Regions from separate parts of the Homo sapiens genome. Here region 1 is linked to region 2. The links are chromatin contacts, found by Hi-C or POLR2A ChIA-PET in ENCODE. All regions are on one chromosome and are shown on one strand. The core of a region is the stretch at or near the end of the contact, and the rest is flanking DNA. Distances in the headings are between cores, read along the strand shown.

Region 1 (3,173 bases), core at 674-3,173, 140 kb before region 2:
GTTGTCCAGGTTGGAGTGCAGTGGTGAAATCTCGGCTCACCACAATCTCTGCCTCCCGGTTCAAGCAATTCTCCCGCCTCAGCCTCCCTAGTAGCTGGGATTACAGGCATGTGCCACCACACCCAGCTAATTTTGTATTTTTAGTAGAGATGGGGTTTCTCCATATTGGTCAGGCTGGTCTCGAACTCCCGATCTCAGGTGATCTGCCCGCCTTGGCCTCCCAAAGTGCTGGGATTACAGGCATGAGCCACAGCGCCCGGCCATTTAAAATGTTTTCATAAGCACTTTTACTTTTGCTCAAATTGCATCTTGATATAAACTTCAAGTTTTTTAAAATAAAGATAATATAAATTATTCTCATTATATTATACTCTCTAGAAAATGTAAGTAGTAAATTTGAATTTGATGAGCCAGTCCACTATTTCCTAAACAATGTATTATCTGTGGGCTGTTCATTCACCAGGGACACTTGAAATGGCAAAATCTTTTCCTCTCTGCCAATGGTTCTGTGCACCATAGCCACAAAGAAATGTAAAAGTTACTTGTTGGCTTATTAGTCTCAATAAGTTTTAGTTGATTGAACAAACAAAGTCTCTCACAGCCAGGACTGCTGCGGCTGGAATTCCTGACATACTGTCATACCTCTCACTCGTCAATCTACACTCTCCTCCCATCTACACAGCTCTGGAAATTAAAAACAATCCAACCATGACTATCATGGCTTCAGAGGTCTATGAACTCCCAGGAATTATACGCAGATTTTTTCCTGAGGACAGTCTACACTTCCTTATTGGCTTCTCAAAGAGGGTCACTGACCAGCTTTTAGAGACATGGGCCAAGTCCGGCTACGTTTAGATTCGGTAGTAGTGTCTGTGGTTTTAGTTTGCCACGTCCTTTCCTCTTTTTTTCGTCATAGTGCCCGCTCTTTGGGAGGTAGGGGAGAGTCTTCCCCTGAAGTCTCCACTGCTGCTGGAGAACCTTCCTTTTTCATCTGGTTGCTAAATCCAGAGAATGAAATCTAGGAGATGATTGCACCGTCCCCGCCCCTCAACATGAAGGATGCCCCACTGCCCATCGGGGAGGGGAGCAGGGAGAGCTGGAGAGAGGCTGGGTCGGGGCAGGACCCAGGCGCAGATCCTCCGAGGCCAGCTGCAGCCCTACCTACCTGCCTTCCCGTCTTTCCCCTCCCTTCTTTTCTCCTTCTGTCTTTCCTTCCTTCCATATCTCTTTCCTTGCCTCTTTCCCCCTCCCACTGCTTCCTTTCTTCCTTCCACTGTGGAGGTGGAAAATTTAGCTAGGAGAAGCTGGGACTGGGACGTTCCAGGAACCAGACAGAGAGTGAGTTAAAGGCACAGAGATGAAAACGCGGTATGGGAGAGCTGGTTCTTGAGTCGGCTAAGAGGGGATGAACTCAATGGTTAATAGGATTGGCCATGGCGAATCCCTCAGCAGGGCACGCACCGCACAAAGGGCCGAGGAGCGAGGGTAGCTCGAGGTCAGGATTACAGAGACTCAGGAGCAAGAGAGGAAGGCTTAAAGAGCCAGACTGCGCAGCCAGGACTGGGGTGATGGGCGCTGTCCTGCCAGGCCAAAGAATGAAGATGTAGCCCCGCCCCCAACCTAGGGAGGAGGACCAGCCCGGTTCCTGTCCTGCCCCCGCAACCTCGCCCCGATTCCACTCCGGGAACCTCGGCGATGCTGAGCCAAGACCACTTCTGAATCAGGGATGACTTGTCTAGTGAACCTAGGGTCAGAGCCATCAGTTGGAAAGGCTGGGAGGAGCCTGGAGAAAGAGGGCGACCTTCCTTGGGATCTGTGCGCTCCCTCCTTGCCTCCCCCTCCAGCCTCCCACTTGGTAGCACCTTCCTGATCCCCTTATCTCTAAGGCGCTCAGGGAAATGCCCCGCTGCGGGAGCCTTCTGGGAAATGCTGCCCTGGCCACCCAGGAACCATGAGCCCTGCAGCCCCGGTAAGGAAGAGTTCTCTGGGACAGGAGGAAGGGCCCAGGGCAGGGTGGGCACCCTTGCCACATAGGGGACGGGACAGAAGTCTTTTAGGCCCTGACATCCTCTGGTCTCTGAATGACATCCTGTGGCTGCTGGTAGGTGAGGGTTTGCGGGGCTGAGCTATTGAAGGAAATGATCACAGTCCGAGGTGATAGATACAGAAAGTCTTCCTTTCTCCAGGTGGGCTCCCGCCAGTCCATTCTTCACTGTGCCCTAGAGGGGCCTTTCCGACCCCCTAATCACACACCTCACTCCTCATCTTGAAACTCCCACCCCCAGCTCCAGTCACTGCGTCCTAACATCCAAGCTCTCCGCCTGTCATGCAAGGCCTCTGTGCTATTTCTTTCCAAACCCTGCAGCTCTATCGCCTGACACTCCCGATGCCCTCCCCACCCCTGCGCTTTATGTTCTAGACACACGGAAATGCTGGGCACTCTTCAACATCCTGACAGTATTCATAGGGGAAATTTCGGGTCGCCTAGGAAACTGCCCCTCATCCTCCAAGGCCCCTTTCAGCCTCCTCTGGGAAGCCTTCCTGAACCCCTTGAGAAAAGTCAGGCTCATCTTTTCCATTGTTAAATCACACCTTGTGCTCCAATTGTGTGTTTCCATGTAATCTCCCTCACTAGACTGGAAGCTGGGGATGGAAAGGGGAAGCATCAAAAAAACATGCAAAACTAGGAGCTTGGCTTCTCCTTGCAACTTTACTTTTTCTTTTTTTCTAGGAACTGAGTTCAATGATTCTTAAGAAAAAGTATTTCATGATAAATGAGTGAACAAATGTCTTAATAGAAAAGTAAAATTGCAGGCGGGGCTGCTTCTGCCCAGCTCTACAGGGGTAGACTACAAGTCCCAGTACGCCTCGGGTCAGCATCTCTTCACGTCACTCCCCCTCCCTGGGGTGGGCAGGTCCGGAGGGCGGGGCCCGGGGGCAGCTGGGCTCTCAGGCGCTGCGGGAGGAGAGAAATGCCCCAGGCTCTCCGGGGCACACAAAGCGCAGGCGCAGCGGGTTGGGTGGCAGCAGCATCGAGTAGCGGCCGCTTAGGCAGCAACATCCGCAACAAGTGTAGACAAGGTGGGTGCATCAAGGGGAGGGGCTGGAAAAGGAGTCTGCACCTGACCCTCTTGTCTGATCTGTGTCAAGACCGTGGAGAGGGGAGGGAGCGG
Region 2 (3,147 bases), core at 23-2,522:
CCTCCCAAAGTGCTGGGATTACAGGCATGAGCCACCGCACCCGGCCATGTATCTTATTAGATTGTATTTACCTGGACTAGACAAGGAAAGAAACTCTCTGGCTGCCAACCTGCCCTTTTGCAAACCTATAGTCACAGTCCCATAAAATAGATGAAGCACAGGCACGGAAATGAAACAGCTCACCACTTATATAACATTATGTTAACTAGGTACCTTCTTCCTGTCTCTGTTCCTCATCTGTGAAATGGGTATAATGATCCTCAGCCTCATAGGGTTATTGGAAAGACTAAATGAACCCATACACCCATAAAGAACCGACCTGGCACATACTAGCATTTGATTGATTTTTTTTTTCTTATTTAAAATTTCACTTCTAAAACCCCAATAGCATTTATTAGGCAATAATCAATCACTGTACTGGAGGAGGTATGCCTGGTCCATTATATTTCCAAGCATAATTAATTGTCGTATCTGTGTTACCTCAGTACTTTGCACACAATTCTGGTATTTCACTTACCATACTAGATACTAATTATTTGTTACTAGATACTAATTATTTTTTGCTATTATTTTGATTGAGTTCCTCAAGGACTGAGATCCTGACTAATTTATTCCAGCATCTAGCACAGGACGTGGAAATCTGACTTCTAAACTCAATTTAAGAGATGATTGGCTGGGCCTGGTGGCTCACGCTTGTAATCCCAGCACTTTAGGAGGCCGAGGCGGGCGGATCACCTGAGGTCGGGAGTTCAAGACCAGCCTGACAAACATGGAGAAACCTCATCTCTAGTAAAAATATAAAAATTAGGCGGGCGTGGTGGCGGGCACCTGTAATCCCAGCTACTTGGAGACAGAATTGCTTGAACCCGAGAGGCGGAGGTGGCAGTGAGCTGAGATCGTGCCACTACACTCCAGCCTGCGCAACAGAGCGAGACTCCGTCTCAAACAAACAAAAAAGTCAGATCTGTGCTAGACGCTGAAAGGAATTAATCAGACAGGATCTCAGTCTTTTAAGAACTTTCAAATACAGAGAAGAGGTGGTAACAAATCATTAGTGTATAATATTGTAAGCGAAAAATTAGAATTGTGTGCTAAGTACTGGGGTAACACAGAGATGGTAATTAATTCTTTCTGGAGAAACAGCAGTGAATGTGACAACCTGAGTGAGGGTGGAAAGCAGGAGAATTTCTAGACTCTGAATTTCAGAAGCTTCCGGAACTAAAATGATGTGGAAGTTGAGTGAGTCTCGGTGGGATATTGCTGCTGCACCTGGTCAAGGCCGTTCCTTCAGTGTTTTCAGACGCCCTGGGAACGCGGCTGCAGGGTCCGGTCTTCGGTTTGCACAGCTAGAGGCCGCGCAGCAGCAAAGGATGAGCGGAACCTTGGAAAAGGTAACGTAGATTCCACGCACGCGGGGCGCGGGGAGATGGCGGACGGTGCAGAGAGGGGAGATGGCGGAGGGTGCAGAGCGGGGAGGTGGCGGCGCGCGGACATCCGGGGATGAGACACTGGGGCGCCCAAGGTCCTTCCCAGCAGCACATGCGGCTGCCTGGCGTTGAAGGGGCTGAGCAGATTCCTTTCCACCCGGGGCGAACTCTGCCGAGCCGACCCGTGCCACGCCCACACCACATGCCACTCTCTCCACCCAGTTTCTGGAAAAGGGAGAGCTCTGCGATGGGAATCACGACACCAGGATACGGTCCCGATTAACTGTGTGACCTTGGGCAGGTCATTTTATATTTGCATTCAGTTATCAACTTCCAGAATTTTTTCTAAGAATGCAGTTTTGACTTGCTGAACTGATGAGGATGTGAAGCTACCTGGTAATAAGGAAACAGCAGTAATAAACTAGGTTTTTGTTCTTTTCTTTCTTTTTTTTTTTTTTTTTTTTTTGACGGATTTCGCTCTGTTGCCCAGGCTGGAGTGCAGTGGTGCGATCCCGGCTCACCACAACCTTCGCCTTCCGGGTTCAAGCGATTCTCCTGCCTCAGCCTCCTCAGTAGCTGGGACTACAGGCGCGGGACACCATGCCGGGCTAATTTTTGTATTTTTAGTAGAGACGGGGTTTCACTGTGTTGGCCAGGCTGGTCTCGAATTCCTGACCACGTGATCTGCCCGCCTCGGCCTCCCAAAGTGCCGGGATTACAGGCATGAGCCACCGCGCCCTGCAATAATTAACAACATTTTCGTTTCCAAAACCTTATTTAAGTGACTGTCATAAAACCGTATGAACCACTATAAATGTGTTCCTGGGCTTTCTCCCGTTCCCTTAACAGATTTAACAGATTTCATTTGTGCTCTTTCAATTGTATCATGCTGCTTAGATTAATGACTCATTTTAGCAATTTATATTAAAATTTTGTTTTAGGCATTAATTGTGGCAACTATATTTCCATGATTCATAGGTCAGCATGGTCGTTGCAGCTCATGGGTCTACCTGTGGTTACCTTGGGGCTGCCCTTGAATGTGTGAGGGCCCACGCCTCACTTCATCCTTTATGAAACAATTCACTTGTTCACCTTAGCCAGTTTGTAAGAATTTGGCCAAATATGGTGCCAAGATAATAGAAAAAAAAATCAGAAAGTTTCAAAATTCCATTGTTAAAGATGGTCACACTGGTGACTACACTCCTTGATTTGCCTTGGTTCCAAGAAGGGCTAAAAGGGAGGGATTATTTTTCAAGGAATACTATTTCCAACCATTCGGTTCTCCATGTTTCACCATATTGCTCAGGCTGGTCTGGAACTCCTGGAAAAGAGCCCATGGAAATCTGTCATTAAGGCCAGCATCTGACATGGGTATATAAGGCCTCTCGACGTCTGATGCCACTGTTCTCTTCCCGACTCCTTAGTTGCTTTAGTCAGCTAACCTCGTCATTATTTGCCAAATGTAAGTCTGTCTCAAAGTGTTAGTTAATACTTTACATTTATAAGGAAGGTCATGGGATTTGTCAGACAGTTCTGTCTCTTGTTATGACCTTGGGCAAGTTATTTAACTTTACTGCTTCTGTTTCCTATCTGTAAAATGCAGATGATGCCCACCACATGGAATTGTAGAGACTATAGGGAATAATGTAAACAGGAATATTTTGTAAGGAATGAAGGATGATGCAAATAATAATATTGATATTGTTCTATAGTTAATAAA

What was found. Hi-C counts contacts between places; a loop is a spot of excess contacts on that map. ChIA-PET counts read pairs that join two places held with the same protein, here RNA polymerase II (POLR2A). Pooled maps may share reads with other maps.
Region 1: a pooled map shows a loop between it and region 2 (4-fold over the local background). The contact joins the promoter of PLEKHB1 here to the promoter of MRPL48 in region 2. A Hi-C loop is called at or near these places in 1 of 168 maps with a recorded cell type or tissue (naive thymus-derived CD4-positive, alpha-beta T cell) and 9 of 50 pooled maps. POLR2A ChIA-PET finds 5 or more read pairs at or near these places in 2 of 52 experiments (Panc1 and WTC11).

What each region holds. Positions count from the first base shown.
Region 1 is chr11:73,644,658-73,647,830 of GRCh38, forward strand. PLEKHB1 (pleckstrin homology domain containing B1) reads left to right here and starts at 1,924. Exons shown (of 8, transcript NM_021200.3): 1 at 1,924-1,969. The coding sequence starts at 1,952. RefSeq lists enhancers at 1,489-2,407, 3,043-3,173 and a silencer at 2,783-3,002.
Region 2 is chr11:73,786,602-73,789,748 of GRCh38, forward strand. MRPL48 (mitochondrial ribosomal protein L48) reads left to right here and starts at 1,273. Exons shown (of 8, transcript NM_016055.6): 1 at 1,273-1,391. The coding sequence starts at 1,371. RefSeq lists enhancers at 1,207-1,266, 1,407-1,486.